Linked DNA regions of Mus musculus: all the other regions are linked to region 7. A link is a loop called in an ENCODE intact Hi-C map of the cell type or tissue named here. Cell type or tissue: heart. All regions are shown on one strand.

Evidence for each region. Hi-C counts contacts between places; a loop is a spot of excess contacts. Peaks named below come from ENCODE experiments on the same cell type or tissue, not always from the same donor. Only the 100,000 strongest peaks of a DNase experiment are listed, where the experiment ranks them.
Region 1: a loop joins it to region 7, with 7 times the contacts of the local background. A loop is called at or near these places in 18 of 42 quality-filtered maps.
Region 2: a loop joins it to region 7, with 7 times the contacts of the local background. A loop is called at or near these places in 12 of 42 quality-filtered maps.
Region 3: it touches region 7 in a loop (2.1-fold over the local background); 3 of 42 quality-filtered maps call a loop at or near these places.
Region 4: a loop joins it to region 7, with 5 times the contacts of the local background. A loop is called at or near these places in 17 of 42 quality-filtered maps.
Region 5: a loop joins it to region 7, with 2.3 times the contacts of the local background. A loop is called at or near these places in 5 of 42 quality-filtered maps.
Region 6: it touches region 7 in a loop (11-fold over the local background); 21 of 42 quality-filtered maps call a loop at or near these places.

The regions. Positions count from the first base shown.
Region 1 is chr10:97,158,409-97,162,408 of GRCm38, reverse strand. No RefSeq gene overlaps it. Among named protein-coding and RNA genes, the nearest start is that of Gm34044, 75 kb to the left of the region's middle. In heart, a CTCF peak has its summit at 1,969; no DNase peak of the experiment used is centred here.
Region 2 is chr10:97,338,327-97,342,326 of GRCm38, reverse strand. No RefSeq gene overlaps it. Among named protein-coding and RNA genes, the nearest start is that of Mir3966, 83 kb to the left of the region's middle. In heart, a CTCF peak has its summit at 2,251 (motif pointing right); no DNase peak of the experiment used is centred here.
Region 3 is chr10:96,710,255-96,714,254 of GRCm38, reverse strand. No RefSeq gene overlaps it. Among named protein-coding and RNA genes, the nearest start is that of Gm33897, 3.5 kb to the left of the region's middle. In heart, no CTCF peak of the experiment used is centred here; a DNase peak (open chromatin) is centred at 2,054.
Region 4 is chr10:96,129,927-96,133,926 of GRCm38, reverse strand. No RefSeq gene overlaps it. Among named protein-coding and RNA genes, the nearest start is that of Gm40746, 49 kb to the left of the region's middle. In heart, a CTCF peak has its summit at 1,623 (motif pointing left); no DNase peak of the experiment used is centred here.
Region 5 is chr10:96,753,710-96,757,709 of GRCm38, reverse strand. No RefSeq gene overlaps it. Among named protein-coding and RNA genes, the nearest start is that of Gm33897, 40 kb to the right of the region's middle. In heart, a CTCF peak has its summit at 2,498; no DNase peak of the experiment used is centred here; H3K27ac peaks cover 3,087 bases.
Region 6 is chr10:96,932,915-96,936,914 of GRCm38, reverse strand. No RefSeq gene overlaps it. Among named protein-coding and RNA genes, the nearest start is that of Gm33981, 24 kb to the left of the region's middle. In heart, a CTCF peak has its summit at 2,096 (motif pointing right); no DNase peak of the experiment used is centred here.
Region 7 is chr10:96,212,443-96,216,442 of GRCm38, reverse strand. No RefSeq gene overlaps it. Among named protein-coding and RNA genes, the nearest start is that of 4930459C07Rik, 12 kb to the left of the region's middle. In heart, a CTCF peak has its summit at 2,388 (motif pointing left); a DNase peak (open chromatin) is centred at 2,362; H3K27ac peaks cover 498 bases.

The DNA.
Region 1 (4,000 bases), 950 kb before region 7:
GTATTCCTCCATGCATGAATATTGCTGTGTGCCTTGCCAAGAAAACGTGTGACAGAAGAGCTTTGTCCAGGCATGAATTATAATGCCATTGACTGTGAGTTCGATGTTAATGAATCATAAGTAAGATGTCTCCACACATAAAATAAGATTATATATTGATCAGTAGACAAGAGGCTTACAGAAACCTGCTTTTGTGTTCCCCATAGGAACAGTACTACAATAGACACAAAACTCAATTTGGTGATCACAAAGAACCTGTAGAACATAGTTCCTAAAGTCAAGAGAATCAAATATACATGTATAATGTGCTTTGAATAAGAATGGCCACATAGGCTCATATATTTGAATGCTTGGAGGGAGCACTATTTGGAAGGGTTCATGGAAGAAGGGTGTCATTGGGGATGGTCTTTGAGGTTTCAGAAGCCTAGGCCAAACCTAGAGTCTCTCCCTCTTCCTGCTGCCTATGGACCAGATGTGCAACTCTCAACTTCTCCAGCACCATGTCTGCCTGCACACCGGCTTTCTGCTAGAATGTCAGTTCATATTAAGCCTCTGAAACCATAAGGAAAACCCAATTAAATGTTTTCCTTTATAAGAGTTGCTGTGGTCATGGGGTCTCTTCGTGGCAATGGAACACTGACTAAGTACATAATGTATATTCTTATTTATATGTATATTGTCTCAGGAAATATTTTTAATTCTTTATTTTACTTTTGAGATTATAATATAATTACTTCATTTCCTCTGTTTCTTACGTCCTCCAAACCTTCCCGAAGACCCAGTCTTTGTGTCTTTAAATTCCATGGGCTCTTTATTCATCAATTGATGAATTGATGAATATATATTCCGAGATACATAAAGACCACCTGCTCAAGGTGTATGATGTGACTTCTGCGCATGGTCTCAGATCCCCAGACCAATCATAAGAGGATGGTAAATTCTGTGCTGTGTGTGTTTGTGAGGGGAGTTAAGAGATTAGAGAGTAGAAAAGAAGCAATATTTACTTACCACCTCATGGAATTTATCACATGTATTATCCATAAAATAACAGACAGCACTAAAGAAATAAATGAAAGAAAATTTCTAATGCTTCCGTTACTCTCACCAACAATAATTTGAAGAAGCAAACATTTCATTAGTAATTGCTCAAGCTTTCAAAATGCAGATAGAACACACACTGGCTTCTTTTTACAAGGACATACATTAAGTCTCCCCTCCCTTTTTCCTCTAGCCTTCCACTCGTCAGCCCCTCCCTGCACTGGCACAGATTTCTGATAACAGACTTCCTGTCACCCAGGCTATCTCCTTGTGCTGGCCTTTCCACGGTACCCACACTGGAGAGACAAGTCCTGTCATTGTTCTGAAATGTAAGGCAGGAGCTTAGATGAGGAGATATCAAACAGAGAAGAAACTTCCTGTAAGGTCTATTTGGTGGTGGTGGTAGTTGTAAAGTGTGTGTGTGTGTGTGTGTGTGTGTGTGTGTGTGTGTGTGTGTATCTCTGTGTGTTTACTTCTAAGTATGGCTATGAGTTTTTTGGAAAAGAAAAGAACTCTCTATTATAAGTCACCTCTTATGCCCTTTATACATTTTATTAGTTTCTTATTTGACTGGAGAAAAAGACAAATATTTTAATTTTACCAGAGGAAATGGACTACCGGTGAATAAGCAGCAGCCTGACATCCAGCCTTCTATATTCCCAGTATACAAGAAGATGGCTATCTCAGTACATCCGTTGTTTTCAGGAAAGACACTTGAACAGGGTTAAAGACATTTTGTTTGCTTGTTTGCTTTAGGGAAAATACACATACTGATACTGGCACTGGACGAATACAGAAGGGGCTGTGCATTTAGAGTTCCTGATCGTGATGGCTTCTAGTACTGAGCTATGTTATTAGTCTCAAGCCTGTATTTCAATTAGACTGCTTCCCCCACCTCTCTGAGACTGAGTTGTAATGCTCACTATTTCCTCTAGAGGGAGAACGGAACAGCAATCCACCAGAACGGTATTTATGGAAAAACTGGGTCAATTAGAGTAACCCTGAAGATTTTTTCATGACAGAAAAACACGAGTTTGCCAGGAGTTCCATAAACCAAAACACAGAGTGGTTACTTGCAATAAGTGGCCTTCTCTGTGTAACCGAGTCACCCTTTGTAATGTATAGGAATGTGGCCTCAGTTTGCTGTCGATATTAAAGCAATAGGGAAAAAAGTTGGGGGCACACACCTCATTTCACTCACTTTACCCACTCACTTTATATAAGTTATAAAGATGTCTCCATTACATTACAGATGATAAGCTCATTAGAGATGTTTGCAAAGCTGTGCATTTGAGTCGCAGTCTTTATGAGCATCCCCTGCTCGAGCACACATGCAAGGTAGCATGAGTGAGGAAGACAATCTGCAGAATGAGCTATTCGGTACATAAAGACACTGCCTAGTACCTCACATCGGGATGACCATCCATTCCCTCCTCCCTGTACCATTTTCCAGGATAGCCAGCATTTGGCTGACATGATCCAATCCTTTTAAGTTTCAGAGACTTGATTTAAAAAAAAAAAAAAAAAGCAACCCTGTTTTAAGATTTGTGTGCCTTATCCAGAAGCTCCCATCAATGGTCGCCACCCAGCTACTACACATCCTGAAAAAATAAGTATCAAATGGAGCCAAGACCAGCAACTCCAGGAATAAAGACTCCTACGAGACAGCAATGGTGATAGGAAATTCTCCTGTTCATCAGTGTGGTGCCCAGTTCCCCACCCCCACCCTGATGATACAGTGACATCATTGGTCAGCAGCAGCACTGGCCTATTTTCTGTACTGCTTATGGTGGATTGGACTGGATGGAAATAAACATCTTATATAACAGGCAGGCTGTGCTTCCTGTCTTTCTCTCCCTACCCAAGGAGATTTTCCCAGTGTGAATTCTGCCTGTACAATTAACATTGGCCAAATTTCAGTTGAAAAAAAAATCTGTTAGGGTTTTAAGCAGATTAACAAATACAGCCCATGGATGCTGTCCCCTATTCCTTCTCCTTTATACGCATGAACGCACACACACACACACACACACACACACACACACACACACACACACGAGAGAGAGAGAGAGAGAGAGAGAGAGAGAGAGAGAGAGAGAGAGAGAGAGAGAATCTCCGAGTTTGCCTCCCACCATTGCCTCCAGGCCCCCTGCAATCAAAACAGCTTTTTATCAAGAGACAAGAAAAGCAAGCAAGTTAAATTGAAATTGGTCTTGGAACAGTTGAAAACAAAATAAAAGATTGCAGATTAGAGCTATTGTCCCATCTCGGAGATACAAAGCAGACCCCCCTCTGTGCTTATTTTCTCGGCATTGAAACAGACAAACCAAAGATTATGAAAGGGTGCATCCTGCCCTAAGTAGCCTTCAGCATCAAGAAGAGTACAACCCTAGAACCAGACATGTGCAATTGTGATTTGTAATGATTAACCAAGACTCCCTGAGCTTTGTCTCATAAATCTTGCTTTGTGTGGAACCGTTTATGAATCCTTGAACTTGAGCATTTTATTGTAGAGGCTGCTTCTGAAGAAATTACGTACAAATGAGCCTTCAGTATGATTTTGCTGATTCCAGTACAATAAGTCAGAGACAGCCGAGAGCTAAGGGGCGGGGAGGAGGAGGGGGGAAATGGTTGAACAGCTTAGTGGAGACTCATTTGAAATCAGCAAAGTGATGCTATGTTGGGAAGGAGGAGGTTAACTGACCTAGTGGACTTTGTTGGTGAAATCATTGTGCAGTCTTGATGCAGTCAGTATTTGAACATCATATGCATGCCTCGAACATGGAAAATACCAAAATAATCTGAATAACATGGAGCTTGAACTTGGCATTTGAGGATTTTTTTTTCACTGAACTACTGATTTGCAGTCCAACTTAGGAACATGCTTAGGAGCCAATTCAGGGGGTAGATGATGAATTAAAAGGGCCAGAAAGATTGCACGTGGCAGAGAACCAGAAAAATT
Region 2 (4,000 bases), 1.1 Mb before region 7:
GACTTCTTCTCACCAAACACCTATTCCTTCATTATTTCACATCTGGACTGTCTTGTGACTTACCTGACAGCACCTGGATGCTGAAGAAGGCCAGTTTGCTTGTTTCAAGCTGGATCCTAGACGTTACTTCCTAAAATCAAAGATTTACCCAGTTCAAGTTAGAGGTGCTCAGTGATATCTCACTTTCTTTCCAGAAGCCTTGGTATCTGCAATAATATCTTTCAAGAAAATATATTAATATGTCTGTATATACATACATATATTGATATCTGGATATACATACAGATATAGGAGAGAGAAACAGAGAGTCAGAAAGACAAAGAGAATACAGACCTTTTAATGCTGAACAGCTCCAATATCATCAAATAATATACTCTATTCTGATATCAAATGGGAAAAAACTGGCTTTGGAAAAAGTCTTTAGACAATGGGTTACATTAATCTTCACAGAGAGGTTAAAAAGCACATCTTCTGATCAATCAGTTATTGATCACAATGTATGAATGGTCAACAGTAGATACTCAGTACACTTGAACTAACATATGAACCCTTACCAAGTAATACCAATGGCATATTATAGGGAATATATACATAATAAATGCATATGTAAGCAGGATAATAATGCGAAATAAGTCAGTGACAGCATGAATTGTTTAAGATGCCGTATTGAGCAGTGGAATTAGCATAAACTTCATATCCAAGAGGCAGGATCTAGCAGGATTTAGTTGCACGGGCTGTCTCACTTTGAGTCAGTCACCAACCTCAGCATTCTCATGTGAGGAAGATAAGAACAACTCTGGCATCAAAGTAAATACAGTGATTAAAAACAAAAACAAAAACAAAAACAAACAAACAACTTTGAAGTCCTGCCAAGGTCTAGCCTTAGCTTGAAGAGGGGTTCTGAGAGAAGGGGTGTCCGGGAGCAGTGAGAAGAAATCAAATCGTGGGTCCAAGCTGACTAGTGTTCTACTTGACACAGCTTTTCCAGTCTGCTTTTCTCTGTGTTCTGCTTTCTCTCTGGAGATGTCTGTGTCTATATTCTGTTTGCTTGTTATTCTAAGAAATCTCTCTGTCCACATTCTGCTTGCTAGTCTAAGAGATCTCTTTGTCCATGCCCTGCTTCGTGTGTGTGTGTGTGTGTGTGTGTGTGTGTGAGAGAGAGAGAGAGAGTTCTCCAAGCAGTTCTCTCTTTTTATCGTAAAAAATTTCTCTTGATAGCTCATCCACACAGAACACAGATCCAGTCTTTTATTTTATATATTAATCCAGTAATTTACTCCAGGTTTCCTTTTATTATCTTCTGAATCGGAATACCAGGACCCCAGACCTTTGATTCTTAGGAGACAGTAAGCATATTTTGGTTTTCTTAGCATTGCAAAAGAATTCAGAGATTTTTCTGTCTTTGTTAAGCACAGATGATAAACGAGTTGTGTGGGACCCTGCTCTGTAATTACCATTTTACCACACCTGGGCCTAACCTCACTCTGCACTAGGCTCATTCTGAACTCGGGACCTCCCTGCTTTTGTAAGCAATAACAACAACAACAACAAAAAAAATGTAGCTGGGTGGGATCTCATGTGATCACCACTCTCTAGCTCTCTTTATCTCCTTCCCTAGTAATTTTCTAGCAAGTAGGCTCACAGAGCAGCTGCTTCTGTTCCTTTGGATTCCTGAAGCCCCTCCCATAATTCATATCGCACCCTTACTTTCTGCATTGTTGAGAAATTATCTATTTTCCAACTCATGTATTTAGATCTCTTTCCCATTGCCTTAAGGGCTGTACTGAAGGTCTCGGTCTTTACCATTTTGCTGAGACATAGCCACACCCTGGACTCCTGAACTCCTGCTGCTGTTTGTAATTATCACAGTCATCAATGTTAGCAAAGATGATATTCCTTGGAAGGAAAAAGTCCTCCGTTGCTATTTGGGTCCAGAAATTGTGTACATTATTACACAAACAAGCCTTGTGCCCAATGCAATCAACTCTCGGGAAGGTTCCCACTGTGGCCCTCTTCCAGGGACAGGAACCATGTCACTCTGTGCCACCAAGACCATTCCAGGCTCAGCAAAGCCCAACAGAGATACTTTTATGTCAGTCCTAGATACGAAATGGAAGTAGTCCATAAGTCAGTTACATTCACCAAACAGTCGTAGAATAAACAAAGGAGTGAACAGATTTTGAGAATGATTGAAATTTGCATCATGAACATAGTGTTTTTCCAAGCATGTAAGAGTAATTCAAACTCCCACCACTAGAGGACGATAAATATACACCAAAAAACCCTACTTTCTTAGATCCTGAATCTGTTAAAAATTCCCGTAAGTAAAATAAAGAACAACTATTTAGAAGTACAAAAAATAATCCGTCAGTGATTCACATTTTTAATCTATTAGTTAATTATAATTTCATCCGTCTCGTCTTTGTCTCCATCTCTCAGTGTGAACATGTCTCTCCCTCCCGCTGTCTTTCCTTCAAGACAAAGCCTCTATTTTTAATCCCTATAGTAATTTTACAAGGTGTGACTGTGCGTTAGTAAGGAGACAAAGCTCGGAGACTGGCACATGGCTGGGAAATTGACCTGTCCAGAACAGAATCCTTTACAGAACACCTTTCTTAGGGCCACTCTATCTATGGTTATGGCTCCATTCTCTTGATTTCTTTGTAAATCCCCAGTGATTCGGCTCTACTTCTTTTAAAGTGTCTTTGCTAGTTCATCTGTATCTTCTGACATCACCTCCTCTTCCACCCGGAATGTCAGGTCTTCATTATCAACTGGATCAGATTTAGAAAGTCCATGGGGTATTTTCAAGGGAAATTCCAGAAGCATTTAACTGAAGAGGAAAGATCCACTCTTAATGTCAGTAGCACCATACCTGAGATGGGGCTTACACTTCATCTTTATTTATTTATTTTTTTAAATAAGTCTAAGAGGGGAGGAGGAGGAAAACTAGCAAGCCGAGAAAAGTAATACACACCCACTGAATTTGATATTCTGATGAAGACATCTCTCCTCTGAGTTTCAAGCAGAACTTATTCACTCTTTTCCAGAAGCAAATTTCTGGGGATTACCAGCACTGCCATGGCAAAGTACCACATGTCAGAGAGTTTAAACCACAGAGATTGGTCTCCTCACCGTTCTAGAAACCAGGACTTGAAGATCACGATGCTGGCAGGGCTGGGTCCTTCTGTGCCCTCATTCCTTGGCTTATAGATCGTGGCTACTCTTGGTTGTCAACTTAACTGTATCTGGAATGAACTATAATCCAGAAATGGAGGGCATGCCGGCCAGAGAGTTTCTTCTGGGTTTGAAATAGGTGAATAAACTTTTAGTCTGGACTTTTGAGGTGGGAAGACCCAGGCTTTTGATCCAGCTCGCCATTGATGGATTAGTTGGAATGCAGCCTATAAGTTATTCCGTGTGTGTGTGTGTGTGTGTGTGTGTAGGGGGAGGCAGAGATTCATTCTATAAGTTCTGTGATTCTAGACATCCTTAAGAGGCCACATTATCCTATATTTTCACAGGGCCTTTACTGTGTGCAGTTGTATACCTAAATCTCCTCATATTATGAAGACATCATCATACTAGGTCAGTGGCCACCTCATAAAACCAAACAGTGCTTAGTGCTCGCCAAAATAAACCAACCGGTGGTGCCCCATGTTCACCTGAATAAACCAACTGGTCCCATTGCTGACTGGAATAAACTAACCAGTTCTCAGTGCCCATCCCAATAAATCAGCAGAGCTCAGTGCTCACCTGAGTAAACAGACAGCGTTCAGTGGCTGCCCTAATAAACTCAGTACTGTGTGTATGGGGGGGAAAGGGGGGGAAATATTTGCATTAGCAAACAGGAAGTGTTGTGCCGTAAATTACTCTCATGTCACATTCAACAGCTGTGCCTCTGTTAGCTGCTAGAAGCCAACATCCTACAGTACCATATTCAATAATTCTTAGTACTGGGCACAGAGGCCTGTGTCCTAACCAGGGCTGCTCTCGGGCT
Region 3 (4,000 bases), 500 kb before region 7:
CCTAAGGTCTCAGCAGGAGATCACAGGGGTGGTTTACAACAGTGAGACAATGCTAAGGCTTCTGGGGTCTACACCCTGATGCTCATTCAGCCTACAATGGAGCTATTTGAATCTTCTCTGCTGTCCAGTAATGCGTTTAATAAATCTGGGTAACAACAACAAGAATAGGTAGGCTGTTATTCCTTTTGAGCCTTTAGGGTGGGGCTAATGGTGGAGAACTTCTGTCTTTCACATCATATTCAAAGCACATAATTAGTACAAAAATGACTTTTGAAAGTTTATCCATTCAATTATAAACATGGTTTGTGGTGGTTTGAAGGAAAATGGCCTCCATAGTCTCATAGAGTATGGCATTATAAGAGATGTGGTCCTTCTGCAGTAGGTGTGGCATTGTTGGAGGAAGTGTGTCACTGGGTGCAGTCTTTGAAATCTCAGTTGCTAAAGCCAGACCCAGTGTGTCACTCTCTTCCTGCTCTCTCTGTATTCCAATGTAGAACTCTCAGCTTCTTCTCTCCACCTGTCTGCCTGCACACTGCCATGCTTCCCACCATGAAGATAATGGACTGAACCTCTGAACCTGTAAGTCCTAATGAAATGTTTTCCTTTATACAAGTTGCCAATGGTCATACTGTCTCTTGACAGCAATAAAACCACTAAGACTTGATTGCATCTAAGAAGAGGACCTTAGGGACTAGCAGCTGGCTTAACAACCCTGTTTTTCATTACATGCACTTTTCTGTTTGTTTTATGTTTAAGTAATAGGCATGCACGAGGAAGAAGAAGAAGAAGAAGAAGAAGAAGAAGAAGAAGAAGAAGAAGAAGAAGAAGGAGGAGGAGGAGGAGGAGGAGGAGGAGGAGGAGGAGGAGGAGGAGGAGGAGGAGGAGGAGGAGGAGGAACAGTAAATCAATTAAGAGATTATCTGTGTCCACCATATAGGAAAGAAAGATGGAGGTGGGAAAGAGGGCAGGAAAACTGGATAGGAACCTCCTGCAGCAGAGCAGGAGATGGTGGTGGGTAAGCTGTGAATGGAACAGAAACTGGGTCCGAGCCCAGGTCATCTGAGCAGCAGCTTCTGTGCTCCATCATCACATCCTCCAGCTAAGCTTGTGTTTCTAGCAAGGCTCCCAGAGGTGGGGCAAGACCTGCTGCAGAACCAACTTGTTTGGTTTTTTCCTTTTCTCTGACATGTGAGCTCACATGTATTTGTCATTCACATGATGATCTGAGGCACATGCTCAGCACAGGATTAATCTAGCTACTACACTGTTTTTGTGTGAAAGGAACATAGCATCCACTCTATATTTTTTAAAGAACACAACAGACTGTTATCAACTACAGTCATTGCCCTGGGTTCCAGATCTCTTAAACTTATCTCCTCCTATCTAATTACAGTAATATACCCTTTCACCAACACCTCTCCATTGGTGGGTTGTTCAAAAATTTCCCAACCTTTAATATTCAACATTCCATTTTTCCTCTGCCCTGAGATAAACTTGTTTAGATCCCATATATGTATGAGGTCATTTTGATATCTGTCTTCTCGTGTCTGTCTTATTTCAGTTAACACAATGCCCTCCTGGTTTATTCATGCTGACAAAGTAAATAATAATAAAAATTTTTAACCAAAATTATCTTCTTTTTAATGGCTGAATACCACTCTATTACATTCAATGTGTGTCATACTTATCCAGTCTTCTATGTGTAGACACAGACTGATTCCATACTTGCTCGATGTGAACAATGCAGCAATAATCATGGTTCCATAGACATCTTTGACATACTGAGTTCATCAGTAGTTCTGGATACCTGTTATTTTAAACACGAGAGGCACAAAAGATCTGAGAAAGATTCTGAAGTCCAGGAGGATGATCTGGGCCTTGGGAAAAGAAAGCAAGCTTTCATTTGTGGCGAGTTGCAAAATGCATTTCATTGACCTGTACTGCAGATATCCCCAGCTTCAAAGTTATGCAACAGTAACACATCTGGAAATGAGATTCTATGCCTGTGTTGATCTCTTGAAATCCAGGAGCACTGACTGAAGTTGGACCTCTTGAAGCCCTTTGTCAGGCTGCCCACATCCCCCAGGGAGGGGTGAGGTTACAGCAGATTAGCCTGCAGATAGCTTCCTGAGCTCAGTTGACTCTGGGTAAAAGCCAACTAAATAATAATCCTCACCCTCATTACATTTTCTGGACAAACGTACTCAGATGCAATATGGAAGATTGCTTATTCCCTTGGCCCAGATGGCTTTGTTGAGCCTGGTGTCAATGTGTACATACGGAGTCCCCATCTCCTTTGTGGGCAATTTTCTTGATTTCTTTGAGTGTCTGAGGGCCAAGTTTCTTGAAGCACACTCCATGGATATGCTTGTGAATGTTGATGGTATATTCTTGGGTCACCACCTTGTCGATGGCAGAAGAGCCCTCCTCCTCCTCCTCCTCTTCCTTTTCTTCTCTTTCTTCTTTGTTTCTTCATCTCTTTCTTCTCTTTATTCTTCTCCTTCTTCTTCCTCCTCCTCTTCCTCCTCCTCCTCCTCTTCTTCTTTCTGCCACCCTTCTTTGAGGAAGCCATTCTGCCAGGCCCAAGTTAGGAAGGACAGGCACAGTGGATTCAAATAAGTACCTATTATCTCACCAATGATATGGGTTAACACTCTGGTCAGTGTCTCTCACAAGGCTGCTGTCAAAATGTCTATCAAGGTGACAGTCAAATCAAGGCTGACCTGAGGAAGACCCCAGATACTTAGGAGATCCTGCCTTGACTCATTGGTTCTCCACCACAGAGCAGTCAAAGCACTGCAGTGGCTTCCCCAAGGAGCAACCACTGAGAAAGATAAGGGACAGAAGTCACTGCCTTTCCATAATATAACCTCAGAAATGACAGCTCATCACTTCTGCCGTAGTCTGACAGAGGTGAGTCCACATTCCCAGCCTGCACTCAGGAGGAGGAGATGGCAGTACCGAAGCATGAGCAGCAGGCAGTGTGGCCATGGCAACCCATCTCAGAGGCCCCCATCCTCTCAGAGAAGGACATCAGTGAGCAAGCATTTATAAATGACGATCCCATTACTAAAAACCCTGCCCATTCTAAAAGAGCACCTAAGGCAGGGACTGGAGGTGGGACCTGCACAGAGCAACAATATTGAAGAGACATTCATTTGGGTATTCATTTTGTAAGCACAGACATCATGACCCCAGTTATACTCTAAAGATTTCAAGACACTAAGATTCAAACTTAAAGCAGGGGCTAGAAAGACTCTATGCCAATGTGCTCACAAAACAAATAAGGCTGCTGGGTAACAAAGCAGAAAGTAAGAGTGGCTCCAAGTCACAGGGCCACACAGATAGTATTGGCTAGTATGTCATGACTTGACTCTCCTTCCTTCCCTGATGGAAATGCGGGCTCTCTGTCTGACTTTCCTCTGCAACTATACTCCACATTTAATTTCTATGAATTAAACCATAGAGAAAAACTGAAGCCCTGGGTCATCTAGTCTCTTTAGGTGTTTGTGATTTTACTAACTCTTTTAGAAGTAGAAGTAGTAGTAGTAGTAGTGGTGGTGGTGGTGGTGGTGGTGGTGGTGGTGGTGGTGGTGGTGGTGGTGGTGGAGGTGGTGGTGGTAAGTTCAGCCATTTGTATTGGAACACCCTGTAAGTGAAGAGAGAATCTAATCCATCAAATTCCCATACTTCCTAACATAGATTTTTCACAGGCTCTGCTTTTCCCGTCTCCCCTGGTATTGCTGATGCTGCTGTTTCATCTTGGCTTCTACACATGCCTGAAAGTCAAACAGTGTTAGACATCTCTGGCACTGAACAACCCCATAGAGAGCAGGGACCTTTCTGCAAGAGACATGAGAGAGACACACTTGCCTTCAAACCATCCAAGTTGTCTCTTGTTACTGTTTGTTTCTTCCCCGTTGCTCCTTTGTTGTTTCTTTGTTTTGCTAAATAAACTTCTTTTAAAAAAAAAAAAAAAAAAAAAAGCTTTCTGGCATTT
Region 4 (4,000 bases), 83 kb after region 7:
CCTTGAGAACTACATAACTATGTTATTTTTGAGAAAATTCTCATGTTTTAAGTAAATGCATAATTTTGTGCTGGGCCACATTAAGTTATCCTGGGATGCATGTGGCACATGGGTGAGTTAGAGATAGCTGCAGGGCCGAAGTCATAAAGCCAGAAACTAGCTGACTGGATTTCAAACAAAAGCATGAAGGCTCCTCATGCCAGCCTATGTGCAGACAACTCAGGCATCTGGGTAGAGTGATTCCCCAAATCTTTAAAATGAAACTGGCCCTGAAGACTCTTCCTAAGACAAGCAGTCATGAGTGTGAATCTTGCCACTTATCTTGAAAAGCATGATTCTCTCTGGTTGCTATCTACTTCAAAAAGACTTAAAAATATACAAATAAAAATATTTTTATTTATTAATTTGTTTATTTATTTATTTATTTATTTTTCCCATTTTTTATTAGGTATTTAGCTCATTTACATTTCCAATGCTATACCAAAAGTCCCCCATACCCACCCACCCCCTACCCACCCACTCCCCCTTTTTGGCCCTGGCGTTCCCCTGTACTGGGGCATATAAAGTTTGCCTGTCCAATGGGCCTCTCTTTCCAGTGATGGCCGACTAGGCCATCTTTTGATACATATGCAGCTAGAGTCAAGAGCTCCGGGGTACTGGTTAGTTGATAATGTTGTTCCTCCTATAGGGTTGCAGACCCCTTTAGCTCCTTGGCTACTTTCTCTAGCTCCTCCATTGGGAGCCCTGTGATCCATCCATTAGCTGACTGTGAGCATCCACTTCTGTGTTTGCTAGGCCCCGGCATAGTCTCACAAGAGACAGCTACATCTGGGTAAAAATATTTTTGTTCCATCAACCTTATGCATATTTTTTTTACATTCCTAGACTGGCAAGATTTCTCTTTGTCTATAGATCTGCCCTCTTGGAAAGTCTTCCTCCCTCCTGTGACATGGAAGGATCTTGGTCTTTTTTTTTTTCTTAGTTGGAAGCAAAGAAAGCAAAGTACTGAAGAAACAGCTTGCATCACCAAACACCTAAAGATACATCATGAATTTATACCTTTAATATATCTTACAGCCTGCAAGACAGAAACTGGGTAAGCCTTCCCATGCATAAGGAAGTGTGTCTGGGGATATTGGGTACTGCACTTAATGTCATGTATGCAGAGAGTTGATCCTTTTCCTTTCTCCCTAATTTGTCTGTCTTTCCCTCCTTTTGTTCTCTCAGAAAGCCCACCACTTCAGAAAGTCTAAAGAGATAGGGGCTTATGAGAGTCAGATAAAAAATATTTTGAAAGGGATAGTCATGCATTTCCTGGCTTTGGAGAGGTCTTGGTGGTGTGCTCTTAGATGTTGTGATATTAGTTAGGATCAACACCCTGCCATTGGGCATGGGGTCTCTGGAATCTTCACTCCTGGGTGTAGCTGGAGGAGAATGCGTTCTGTGTGTCTGTAACCAGAAAGGGTAGAATGCTAAAGCCGGTCTAATTAAGGCCAGTCTGCCTGTCCATGACTGTCTGTCAGACTTGAGTCTGGCCTGCCTAGTGCAGTGGAAACAAGTGGGTTTTTTTTTTTTTCCTCCTTTTTCCTCATGTTTTAACTGTGTGAGGTTACAGTGCCACCATGTGGATCCTCCGGTGTGAACCTGGATAATGAAGCTGGGGCTACAAAAGTGGTCACAGGCAACCTAAAAGACTTGGGAACAGGGACAGAAAGAGAAACCCGGTTTTTGAAAAGACACCGTGGTTCGTCAGGAAAAACAGAAGTCACGTCGGTCGGTCAAAAGATAATTTACATTCGTGAGCACCGCTTGGAGCCAAACAGACGCTAGTTGAAACTTACCAAACTGTCTTTACAGCCTCAGTTGCCTTGTCTGTGTAACGGGCACTGTAGTAGCTCCTCTAGGCTGCCGTTAGAATCAAAAGGCAGTGCACACAAAGTGCTCTCTGCCTGCCATGTCTGGTTGTTATGACTGAGCTAAGAAAGGAACTTCACAGCCTTATGCTGAACCGCAGTCCCGTGCTAGGACTCTCGACATTTTGCCCATGGTTTTACCTTGATTTAAGCCTTAACCATTTCACCTTCCCCTGCCTTTGACATGTGAGCTTTGCAGCAGTCAAATTTCAAATCATGTATTTCAAATCATGTTTCCATCATCTTGTAGCTTTGTAGCCTTGGGATATTTAAACCTTCTGAGCTGGGAAGCTGTGTGGTGATGCTGGCCCTTTGTTCCAGCATCCAGGGTATGGAAGCAAGAGGCTACCCTCTTGTTCAAGGATATTCTCTGCTAGATAGTTAGTTAGACTCCAGTATGGACTCACAAGACCCTGCCTGGGGAAAATAAAAATAGGGAACAACAAAATCCTGAGTCCTGGTTTCCTTGTCTGTAAAATGGGGTTAAGAACCTGTTACAGAGGGAACTAGAGCTCGGGCACTCGAAGCTTCGGATGCAGTAACTTCAATGGTCATCAGTCTGCGCCCATCACTGTTACGGTCATGACTACACTACAGGACAGCACAGCCTCACCTTGACCTCCAAGTAACAAAACCTTTAAGTTCACCTTAACATCAAAGAGCGATTGAGGAACTAGACAGGAAGCAACTTCTGTGGTCTATTTACCTACACACCTCAATGTTGAGGTTCTGTGGTTTTTATAAGGTTATCTTCTCAAGGCTAAAAGTGCAGCTATGAACAGTTTACACCTCAGTGTTTTCAGTATTAAAGTGTATTTCATAGTCAAGGTTAATAGTGCCATGTGTTAGTAGCACACACCTTTAATCCCAGTACTCAGGAGGCAGAGGCAGATGGATCTCTGAGTTTGAGACCAGCCTGGTCTACATATAGAGTTCCAGGACAGCCAGGGCTACCTAGACAAACCCTGTCTTGAAAAGCAAACAAACAGAAAACAGAACAAAACAGTTACTACTCTGATGTCTTTAATTTATTTTACATGTCTTCATCTTCTGAGGCCCCAAATCCAGTCCTTTCAAATCAAGCAAAATCTTAGAACTAATGAACAGATTTAGACTTGATGAAGACAAAAACTCAATCGTATCCATCACCGCAAACTCTGAAAGTCTAGATTTGCCGTGACACCTGAGTGGTCCTAGCCAGGATAACACAAACGCAAAACCACGGTGATCTTAGCTCTAAGCTTTAACACCTCCAGCTATTCGGGGGGGGGGGGTCCCCAAAATGTTTCATAAGCCTCCTCCACTTCTGATCCCCACCACTATGCTTAAGCCACAGTCTCATAACTACCTCCTTGGACTGACAGCAACCTGCTGCACTTTCCCCACCAGGCTATAGGCAGCCCTGCAACCAGAGGGGCCCCAGGCATCTCCCACACCTGCCCCCTTCCCTGCCTCACTCCTTAAATATCCCCAACCTCAGTAAATATCCTCATTGCTGCTTCCATTAAAATATAAAAAGCACAGATCTCCTGAGAGCATTTAGAGCACTGGAGTCCTGGCTAGGTCTAGAAACTATAATCTATAATAATAAATATGCATATATATGTATAATATAGATATTTATTATATACGATATGTTTTTTTAAGTTTTATTTATTTTTTGTATGTGAGTGCATTGTATCTGTCTTCAGACACACCAGAAGAGGGCATCAGATCCCACTACAGATGGTTGTGAGCCACCATGTGATGCTGGGAATTGAACTCAGGACCTCTGGAAGAGTAGTCAGTGCTCTTAACCACTGAGCCATCTCTCCAGCCCCTTATTTTTTATTTTATATGTCTTTATATGTAATATATATCTTTATTATACATGTATAAGATTTATATCTTTATATATAATATATTTATATGTGTTTAAAGATAATCTTATACATGTATCTTAAAGAAACGTAAATACACTGTATTCTTTATATATCTTTATATTATCCATTGTAATGTATAGTTATAATATCTATAATTACATAATATATAATTATACATAATATATTACATACATAAATATAAACAATATAACTATATAATAATAT
Region 5 (4,000 bases), 540 kb before region 7:
AGGCAGGAAGCATGGCAGCATGCAGGCAGGCATGGTACAGGAGGAGCTGAGAATTCTATTTCTTCATCTGAAGGCTGCTAGCAGAATACTGACTTCCAGGCAGCTAGGATGAGGCTCCTATAGCCCACACCCACAGTGACACACCTACTCCAGCAAAGCCACACCTACTCCACGAAGGTCACACCTCCAAATAGTGCCACTCCCTGGGCCAAGCAAATACAAACCATTACACCTTATGCTAGCTTTTATAGTGTCATGAGGTGCTACACAGACTGCTGAGGGAGAATTATCTGCAGCAGCCTTTCTTAGCTGTGGCCCCTCCATGCTACACTACCAACCTGTCAGGCAAGACACACACAGTGGTGCTATACTTGCACTTGTTGTGGGGTCAATCAACCACTTTCTGATTGACTTTGAGGCCAGATCCACAGGAGGGTTTTATCTGGTGGTATAAAAGCCAATGGCTGGGAAATTCATAAGGTGAACATATTTGTGTTATTTGGTAAAGGAGAGGGAAGAGTTCGGTGGCTATCCAGATACACTGTATGCATTCATGAACTTGTCAAGGAATACATTTAAAACGTTCTTTAAAGATAACAAATTAATATATTTTAAAAGTTTTTAATAGTTGTAAATCTAGGCTTCCTACTAAATTCTCAAGGGCTGAAGAGACTAGAATAATTGAGCCAGGCATGGTGGGACACACCTGTAATCCTATCACGTTAGAGAGCTGATTATAGTGATTAGAAATTCCAGGCCAGACTCAGCCCCATAGTGAGACACTGTCTCAAACAACAGGAAACAATCTCCCTAGTTGAAGTAGCATTCCTCCCATATCTTAATGCTGAGAGCCTGAATCTTTTCACTAAGTCAACTAACAAACGTGCCTCCAGAACTCATTTCAGCCAAGGTGCTACAGGAACACAGACAAGAGACCTCCACCCCTGCAATCACAAGGCAGGAGGAGCCAAAGCCACTTGTCCTTCCCCACGTCCCCCTTGCCTCTTTGTGCCTCCTCTTTGCCCTTCCTTCCTCAGGCTGATTCTTTCCCTATCTCTGTGACGCCATGGCTAAGATTTCCCTTGTGTTGGTTTAAGAGCAAAGTATCTTATTCATTTGAAATTCCATCTACCACAGAGATTGAAAACATTGTGTGTGTGGGGAGGGGGGGGGGAACAGAGTTGGTTCTTTCCCAAGTAGCCTGCACTATAACATCAACGTGACCCTAATACTGCCCAGAGATGACTCAAGTATTTGGAACACTTTGTAGGGAACTCTCTATGAACACAGCACACCTTTGTATTTTTTTTTTTCTCTTCTTCCTGATGCCATGTTTTCTCAAAGGAAATATAAGGCTAGGAAACTGAAATAGTGAAACAAAAATAGAAAGAGATTTTATTGTTTTTCTCAAATATTCAGAGGCAGAACATTCATAATGTTTAATTGCAATAACATATTAATTCCTTTCCAGGACTTAGTACGATGAAGAAAGAGATGATGAAAGAGCAATCTGAAAAACTGATTTCCTGAGGACTGGTGCAGGAGAGAGAGAATACATAAGAACTGGATCGCACACTGTGGTTAGGGGATATTGCTCATCACTCCAGGGCTCACGTGTCTCGGATCTTAAGTCCAGAGATTTGAGAACGCCACATTCTCTTTTTTCACACCCCTTCCCAGGTCTAAGAATCTCTGAGCTCACTTCATTCTTCTTCTCTCCCTTCAAAATCTTCCACAGCTGATTCTGCTTTTCAAAAATCAAGACTGCTTGACGTTCAGCTGAGAGTAATGAAATCTCAATCCCCCCACACAATAGCAGCTCCGTCTGTCTTCTTTTCTTCACTCCCGGCGTAGTCGGAAGAGTGAGGGCCCAGTGTGAACAATAGGACTCCCTTTCAGTTCTGAGACACTGGCTGCTGTGCAGACTGCATGGAAATAGTCCTTGACAATCCCATGGGTGACATTTCTTACCCCTTATCACCCACGCCTCACACAGCCAGAACTCGATAAGACACTCAGAGAGAAGATAATGCCTGCTATCAAGCTGTCTAGGTAGAAATAATAATAATCATCTGTTTATAGGAAAGCAGCTGCCCCATTGTTTGAGACTCATGAAGTCTCAGACAGTTATTTTCTCTCATGCAGGCCTATTCCTCTTCTTCATGTCCATGCAATCACTTCAGGGTCTTAATGATGGGCATTTGGCCCACGCCCTTTGAAAACAATGGGCAGCGTTTCCGGCAAATATCCGGAATCATATGCAGTCTCAGGATACCCTTTAAAAAGTAGGAATGAGGTGTTTTGTTAAGTACTGTGGCAGCTAAGAAGACACCAAAATGAATATAAGAGAGTCTACTATTCTTCTTTTAAACTGTGCACAGAAGCCAGAATTATTACCACTAGTCTGGGAATGTTTTCAGTCTGAGATCCTAAACCCCTAAATGTCAAAGAGAGGCCTTTCTTTTTCAGAGTGAAATTCCAAAGAACTAAGGTAGGGGGGCTGTCCAGGATCCAGATCACATCCACGTAAATTGCCTTCCATGTGTCCAGAACAGAACAGTAAGGCTTAGAAGCAGCCTGGTGGGAAGTTCACTGTTCTCTTGCTTTGGAGCCAGATCCCTCCCTTGGCTGCAAAAGGGTTCCCCCACTCTGAGGATGCTGCACTGACCAATGTTAGCAGAGGGGGACCCCTTCCTTAGAATGGACTAATGTGGTGGTTCTCAACCATCCTAATGCTACAAGTCTTTAGTACAGTTCACTGCATTGTAGGGACCCAGACCATAAAATTGTTTCATTGCTACTTCATGACTATAGCTTTGCCACTGCTATGAATCGTAATATAGATATCTGATACACAGGATATCTGATATGTAATTCCCCCACAGGGGTCTAGACCCACAGGTTGAGAACCTCTGGACTAAGGGACACTACATTTCTTTTTTGTATATTTATGGTCTGTGGGGGGGAAACACTGAGCAGCTGTGCCTTCAAGGTGAAAGAAACAAGGGCAACAATGAGATCCATTCTTCTTGGCCCTCCATTCAAGGTGCCTTTTCATCCAGAGAACAGACATCTCATCTCTGAAACAGCCTATAGAATCGTATCATTTCAATGAACAGAAAAGTTCAGGGTGCTTTTGCATCTGCAGTGACTTCCCTAGGCGTCATCATTACATCTAGTTAAGATGACTTTATCATTTTGGAGGCTTTCTTTTAGCACAGCACAGCAATGACCCAAAGGATATCAATGATGGGTAACATAAAGATAAGGTAAGTAGAGACAGCCTTGACAAATCCCCCGCCTACTTTTTCCTCCCATTCTGTGTAATTAGCCCTGAGTCAGAACTGCCTAAGTCCAGCTCTCTTACTGCACAGCACACACATAGACAGTTTACAGGCATATACTAGATAGTCTGCTTACACATTATATCAACCTCTCAGTGGGGGCAGCATTGGGGGCTCTCCTTATCTGAGATCTGAGACTGTTGACCTGCAAAGGATGTGTGAGGAAGAGAAAGAAACTTTTCCTAAGAGTTTTTCTGTTTGTGTTTCATTTTGTTTCCAGCAGCCTTACTATGAAGGGGTGACCTTAACAAACCCACAGAGTTTCCTCCATGGTTGCAGAAGTTGACGAGTCCCTCTGACCTGGAGTGGACACCACACATAGGGGAGGTAGGAAGGGGCATATACTCACGCATCATCAGACAAGCCCACAAAGGCAAGGGCAGAGGCAAGGGGGTCTGTCTAGTCTGCTTGGAAGAATGAGGCTTGAAAACATGCAGGGCAGGAGCAGTGGGGTCTTTCACTTGCCTGTCCCTCTGTCAGTACTTACTATAAAAACACAGGTTCTCACACCACAAATGTCTGTAGAATTCTGGAAATGTCTGGATTCCGACTTGGTCTTTCTTTCCTAAGACACTCCAGGGGTTAATGTCTGGACAGTAATCAGAGTCTGGCAGTGCCCACCCCACACATAATAGGCATTGTTGTGCTTTAGAGTT
Region 6 (4,000 bases), 720 kb before region 7:
TATCCTGTAGCCACATTGTATCTTAACAATGAATGCTTCATGTATGATCACTGTGACAAATTAAATTATACCTTTTTTTTTCTCTATGGAAAACAGTGACATTTGTTTCAGAGTGCAAAATAATCCTCTCTCCCAATTGGACATGCAAATGATCAACAGCTATATACAAATTAGCTCAGGATCATAGAAATACAAGTAAAAACATACAGTAATATAACTCTTTATCATCTTAGACGATGAAGTAACAATCTTTTTTAAAGGCAACAAAAAGTATTGGTGAAGGTATAAAAGAATTTTGTCAGTGAGTACGTGATGTGATATAGATGCCAGGCAAAATAGTGTGGGCAGCCTGCAAGCAAAATTAACATGTGACCCAGATATTTCACTTCTGGGTATGACCCATCTGAACTTAAAATAACATCTCCAACAGAAACTTGTTTCCCCTGTTCATCATAAAGTATTCACAAAATCCAACAGGCAGAGAAAACATAAGTATACACTCAAGGATGAATAAATAAAACTAAATATGTTACACACACACACACACACACACACACACACACACACACACACACTTTTCATCCTTAAAGAAGAAGCATTTAAAATATTTAACACTGCTGGAACTTGAGAAAATCATGTTAAGAGAAATTAACAAAAAACAAATACAGCATGACTTCCCTTCTATGATGTACTAAAATGTATTGGGCTGCATTTAGTCAACATCTCTGCCTTCACTATAGCAGAAACTATCATTAATATAACAACTTTAAATGTACCAAACAATACCTCTGTCTCTGGAGAAAGAAAAACAATCAGTATTCAATCCCAACCATGTGAAGACTTTTCACCTTCTTAAGTCCTAGGCTATTAAAATTGCAGGGCACCAGAAATATCTTCATTCCTCCAAGTACTTTTTAAAAGTACTCAATGTAAAATTTAAAACCAATTACTAATCACAATAAATTACCAATACTATTTTATTGTGTAAACATCAAATCTAACTGAGTAGTCTGTTTTAAAGCATGCAGTCCTTTCCATTTCGGATGAAGAATTAACTGTTTGCCTTTGAGCAAGGTACAGGTTTCTGGTGACTTTATTTACTCAGACACCAAATGAAGATGTTAATAGCAATTCTTTCCCAGTACCATCAAGAAAGAGTGAGGCAGTACACATAATCACCCATCTCACTCACTATAATTTATATACTTACACACTAGGTAAGAATACCAACTGCAGATAATTTTGTATGTGTGTGCTTGTGTGTGTGTGTGCATGTGTATATGTGATGTATTTATTGTGTATATTTTTCTGTATCTTAATATCTTCTTATGAATTATTTTTAAGGCATGGCTTTTAAAATTTTTAAACTTTTGTCAAATTTGGTCACATTTTGCTATTCTCGCCATTCACACAGTAATGACTATTTTTAAAGAGAAATTACATATTTTTTCAATTCTCCCCTCATTCTAACTTCAGTAGAATGGGTTGCCTATTCTAAGCTCTCTTTAAATATGTTTGAATAAATACCTATAACATTAATGTTTAATGCGATGCAAGTATTTCATTTAAAGATAAGAGAATGTTTACATTTCTATTCAACAATTTCAAGTTCAGACTACCTTAACTGGAATAGCTATATCACATTTGCCTTGGGGAGCAGGTGGTGGGAAAACTTCCATTTGCAGAACAGTAACAATCAGAAAGAAACATTATAAGGGACAGACAATTTGTTTATTATGATTTCTTACTTCATAAGCTAGCAGATTGAATTCTAAGCTTTCAAGCCATGGACTTCTGTGCTGGCCTTCATTCAGTCAACATCTCTGCCTTTGCTTATACCTAACTAATATCACAGATTTAACAACTATATGTGAACCAAACAATGCTTCTGTCTTTGGGGAAAGAACAACATTAGCATTCACTTCCAACATCCTCAAAGTGTTTCCTGTTTCCTCTCTCCTCTTATAACACACACACACACACACACACACACACACACACACACACATACACACACGCACCTACACATGCACACTATACACATAACCACTGAAACCATGCGAAGTCCATCTGGCCACCAGAGGGCTTCCCTGAGAATGGAAAAGCCCAGAATACACTCCTGTCTGAATATCTGCCTGGTTTTGTCCAGAAGGCAAGTGTGTGAATTTTAAAGTGTGAAAGATGCTGCCTTCCAAAAACCAGAATCTTCTTCGTGTGAACAAGATTTCTATAGCTGGTGACCTTCCTTCGGTGGGTAAAACAGTGTAATGCCAAACTGAGATTTGTTACAATTTCATTCACTAACTGAATTTAAATTGCCATTTCCCTTCAACAGCAACTGGATATCTGTGATTTTAAGAAAGTTATTTCTCATTATAGGAGATAAAAAACATTATACTTTTTAAAGTATACCTTTACAGATATGTTGAAACAATTTGTGGGTAAAACATGATAATGTTTGTGGTTATTTTAAATATATATATATATATATATATATATATATATATATATATATATATATATATATATTGTGTGCCTCCAAAGGCTAGAAAAGGGAGACTTTGAATGTTTTCATCATAAGTGATAAAGTTTGATGAGATAATCATGTCTAACCTCATTTGTACCTTGCATAGTGCATCTCTATCAAAATAAGACATGGAAGCCTCATTCATGTATATAATTTTATTTTTGCATTTTTTTAAGACAAGGTCATTCCGTTTTACGTGAATGGCTTTAATCCTTGTGCTCAGTGCGTCCTCTTGCCACAGCTTTCCCACCTATGCATATCTCCCTGAAATAAGCTCAGATGCCATCTTACTCTATGTGATAGCTATTCTTTGTTTGATTACACCTGGAATTACCTAAAACCCTAACATGGAGGTGCATACCAGTAAGGGAATTTTTGCTTAAATTGAGGTAGGAAGATCTACTTTTAATCTGGATCTTTGAGATAGGAAGTCACATCTTTAATCCAGATCTTTTGAGCTGGGAAAACCCACCTCTAATTTGGCTCATGACTTCTGATGAAAGCCTACATATGTACATGAAAGAAGGAAGCTTTTTCTCTTTGCCTGCTTGCTCTCGCCTTGCTAGTATATCCATTCCTTCACTGGCACTAGTCCCTACTTCTTTAGGATTCCAGTGGATACCGAAGACCACCTGAGATACCCAAGCTTGTGGACTGGGCAATTACTGGATTTTTTGACTTTCTGTTCACAGCAAGAAATTTTTGGATTAGCTGGACCACATCCTGTAAGCCATTTTAATAAATCTCATAGATAGATAGATAGATAGATAGATAGATAGATAGATAGATAGATAGAGATAGATAAATGATAGATTCATTCTATACTTTATAGAATCCTGACTAATACATTGTGTATCAGATAAAAATAAATTTAGGATGTGAAAATGGTTTTTGCTTTTGTTTTTTGAGATAGGGTCTCTATATTCTTATGCTTCTTTGAATTTGCTATGTAGCCAATGCTGGTCTTAAAAGACCCTGATATAGCTGTCTCGTGTGAGGCTATGCCAGTGCCTGGCAAATATAGAAGTGGATGTTCACAGTCATCTATAGGATGCAACATGGGGCCCCCAGTGGAGGAGCAAGAGAAAGTACCCAAGGAGCTGAAGGGGTCTGCAACCCTATAGGTGGAACAACAATATGAACTAACCAGTAGTCCTAGAGCTCGTGTCTTTAGCTGCATATGTAGCAGAAGATGGCCTAGTCGGCCATCATTGAGAAGAAAGGCCCCTTGGTCTTGCAAACTTTATATGCCCCAGTACAGGGGAACACCAGGGCCAAGAAGTGGGAGTGAGTGGGTAGGGGAGCAGGGCAGAGGGAGGTATGGGGAACTTTTGGGATAGCATTTGAAATGTAAATGAAGAAAATATCTAATAAAAAATATTTAAAAACTGGCAAATCTAATGCCTTACAAACCAAGAGTTCTAGGATGAGAGGCATGCCCAACCATGCTCTGAATTTTTTAATTTAATTTGA
Region 7 (4,000 bases):
TTATAATTGTATCTTCCATACTGATTTATAATATTATTATTTAAGCATGGGGGTAGAACACACTTCCACGTGTTGATTTCCACACATGGGGAGAACACAGAAAAACATATCTTCCCCTCTCTCCTGCGGACTGTGTGAGCACATCCCACGGCAGCAAAAGGGACGCCAAGAAAGGGGGGTCACAGATGACAAAGGAGATCAGTGAAGCACAGGAGATGGCTACAGAGTGGTAGGGCACTCACGCTTGTCTTGAAGCAGCCGTAGAAGAAATTGGGGGGGGACAGGTAGCGGGGATTATATAATTCAGATCTCTCTCTGAATGGAAAAAGAAAAGAAAAACAAAAAGAAAAATGCGGACATGAGAAAGACAAACAGCATTTAAGAAAAAGGAAAATGAAGAAGGAGAGGTGGGTCGATGGGTAGAAGGAAAGCCGGCTACGCAAGCCTGAGGACCCGAGTTCAGGGCCCAGCACCCACCTAACCCTGGAACTAGTCAAATTAGTGAAGTCTCAGTGCCAGTGAGAGCCCTGCCTTCTTATATAAAGTAGAGAGCAATCAAAGAAGCCTCCTCACATCGACCCTAGGTCTCCACATGCATGTGCATGCATAGGCAACCCCACACATGGAAATACAAGAAAGCGCTCCTGCGCATGCGTGCGCGCGCACACACGCCACACCATAGTAAGAGACAGGAGTACAACAATAACTAACACACGATCGGTCGCCGTGAGAAGCAACCCTGACTTTCAGGGAAAATGCCATTGATAAGTTCACATACTGTAGACAAAGACGTTATCATCGTGCCCAGAGAGCACAAGGAAAACATTAGTAACCTTGATCGTGTAGAGGAAATTTACTAAACCTGGGCGGCAGAAGGCATCGGAGAACAGCAAGGCCACTCAGAGTAGACTGCTCACCATGGAAGGTCTAAGTGCTCTTCCTACAGCTGAACAGGTAACCAACAGAGATGTGACAGAAATAAGGTGAGCAGAGGGACAGAGAGGTGAGAGTCTTATCTATCGGTACATTCCAAAAGGACAATTCACAGTATTAGACAATCCCGCTTTGCTTGGCTCTAACAAACCACCTTGGGTTGTGGAATGATGAGAGATCTGTTTAGCTTACAATTTTTGAGTCTGACAATTCAACCCTGGGTAAACCTAGAGTGTTTGGCCCTTGGTGACAGTCCCCTATGTGTGCTACCCTGTGGCAGATGGTGCCGTGGGGGAGCCAGTGCAAGGAAAGAGACAACACATGGCAGAGGCAGGAAGCCAGATCATGAGAAAGGTGAGCGTTATGTTTTATAACAACCCACTCTAAGAGGAAGTCAGCGGGTTCCCATACACATGGCTTTGATCCCTTCCGTGTGAAATAATTACCTTGGTCTAATTACCCCACCTTCTCTTAAAGGTGCCTGTCTCCAGCATCACCACACTGGCGACCGAGCTTTAACAAACACACACACAACCCTGGGCAACATACTCCTGCTACAGTCAAACAGCAGCTAACATCTAAAAGTAGTAGCTTAGAGAATAGCAAGACAAGCTGATTGTTTCAGAGATGGTGGGTGGGGGGGTGGACTAAAATACAGGTTCCAAAATGAAAAGTTATACCTGAGCTGAGAGAGATACTGAGGACTGGGAAAGTCAAGTAGGTATCTGACTAACCGTGACTTTCATTGTTAAAGTATGCCATTCTCATCTACACTTTGATTAATTTTTTTTAAATAATTGCCGTAAAAATGTAAAAGTACTTACTTCACCACAAAATATATAATCCAATATTATATAAATGATGTGTATGAAACTCTTGAGAAAATATTCCACAATATATTGGAAGTTGAACGTGACTCACTTCGTTTTTGATAGGCAGCCACTGACTAATTCTAAAGTGCTCAAGTCCAGTGAGAGGAAAAGTGTCTTTCACCATACCCTTCCATCCGAAGACATCTAAGTCCATCGATTATGGTGTACAGGGAATGCCTGATTGCTTTATGATGTCATATGCTGCTACAGAAATTATTTATGATGCTCCCGGAGCAAGACGATCTACTCTGGGGCTGATACCTTGATTCAGAATTTGACACCTAAAGTGGTTTGAAGCACTTGTGATATTTAGACGTTGAGTGACCCAATGCCATTGCCTTCAAAACACACATTCAAAACATACATTTTCCACCGGGAACTAGAAGGGCATTTGCAATGAACATCCCTCCAAGCAGCCGAGAACAAAGGAAATGTTCGGCAAAATGATGTTGAAACACTACCACTCAGGCAGGCCTTCTCCCCAGTATCTTTCCAGCCGAATAGCGTGCCTGCCTGTGACTCAGATACTGTTCACATTGGAAAAACAAAGCGGAGACATCTACTTAAACGCGCAAACAGTGCCCTCTGCTGGCGGAAATGGGATGTTAGTTAAAAGAACTTCGTCTCAATGACCACAGGGAAAGAAGGGGGAGGGGAAGGAAGGGAGAATGGAGAGATAGAAGGGGAGGAGAGGAGATGGGGAAGAAGCAGAGGGAATAGGAGTGGGAGGGAGAGGGAAAGAGGGAGGGAGAGAGAAAAGTGGACTGGGGGGGGGGGGAAGGGGTAAGGAGGAGGAGGAGGAAATGATACAAACAGGAGAGAAAAAAAAATGGGTTTTAGTCCTTTTTAAGGATAAATGCTTGAAGCATCTTATCACATAGAAGATGCCAATATATTTCCTTAAATCCCAAAGTAACACGTGGCCTTGAATTAAGGAATGGTTTTACAGTGTCCATTCTTTGCCTTACTAAGTTATTTACTCATCACAAGCTCCCTCTGGGGGTGTCCCCCAGTGCTCTGACTATGCGACATAATATACACTCAGCCTTTGCAGAAGATAGTAACTCTATCAAACAAAATTGTTTCCTTAGCTCACAGACCAGGGCTCTGACAGGGTTCCAGAATGTCCCAGGCTGCTCGACATGTTTCTAAATGCTTAGGAAAATCTTAATGTTGATTTTTTGTTTGTTTGTTTGTTCTGTTTTGCTTCAACAAAAGAAGTGGTTGCTTGAAGATAGCAAAATTGGTTTCTTGAAAGAAAAGAAAATGAGTGAGGTATATCCTTCAGGGCTGGCAGGGGGGCGGGTCTGGAGATGTATGTCATACAATTCATCGTAAGTACTTAGTCAATGGAGTAGCAATTCAAATTAGTTTATATATATATATATATATATATATGCACATGTATAGGTAGTATAGTTACGATATTATCGTGTATATATATACACATACGATATATATACACACATACTATATGTGTGTGTGTGTATATACATACATACATATATATATACATACATACATATATATGAATATGAAAGCCAGTATTTCTAATATCTTACATTAAAAATCAGTTGGCTACCCAGCTTCCCATGCCACCACAGTAGTGGGGTTAGCAATGTAAAATATGTAAATATGTTCTATTTTCATAAGGCATTTGCACTGGTGTATTAATACTGTGTGCATATTTAAAGATGTTACAGAGCCCAGCTTCGTCTGACTGTAAGTCGTCACCCCACTACAGGGTCGCTTAGCTGAAGGTGACCGTTCTAAAGACAGTGACAATAGCAGAAGACTCCTGGATGTGCAATGATCAAAAATAAATTCAGCCTCAATTGTGTAACAATCCCAAGGTGCTTCAGGCTAGGCTCGCCTGTGTTACACCGCACAGCTTCTCTGTACTCTCAGCTCGGAACACACAGGAGCCTGTATGCTTATGGATGCCGTCACTCATCCCAACTATCATGCTCAACTAGTCCATTGAACCATCACGCTCAGACGCCCTGCACGCTATGGACTGCGGGGTTTTTTGCTGTTGTTGTTTTGTTTTGTTTTGTTTTTTGTTTTTTGGTTTTTTTTTTTTGTATTTTATCATATGCACAGCTTTCTGCTCTTCTAGAAATGTTAACAGCTGAATTAGGGAAAGCAAAGATGCTCCTGTCATCTGGCCCCAGCCAGGGAGTGTCACATCCATG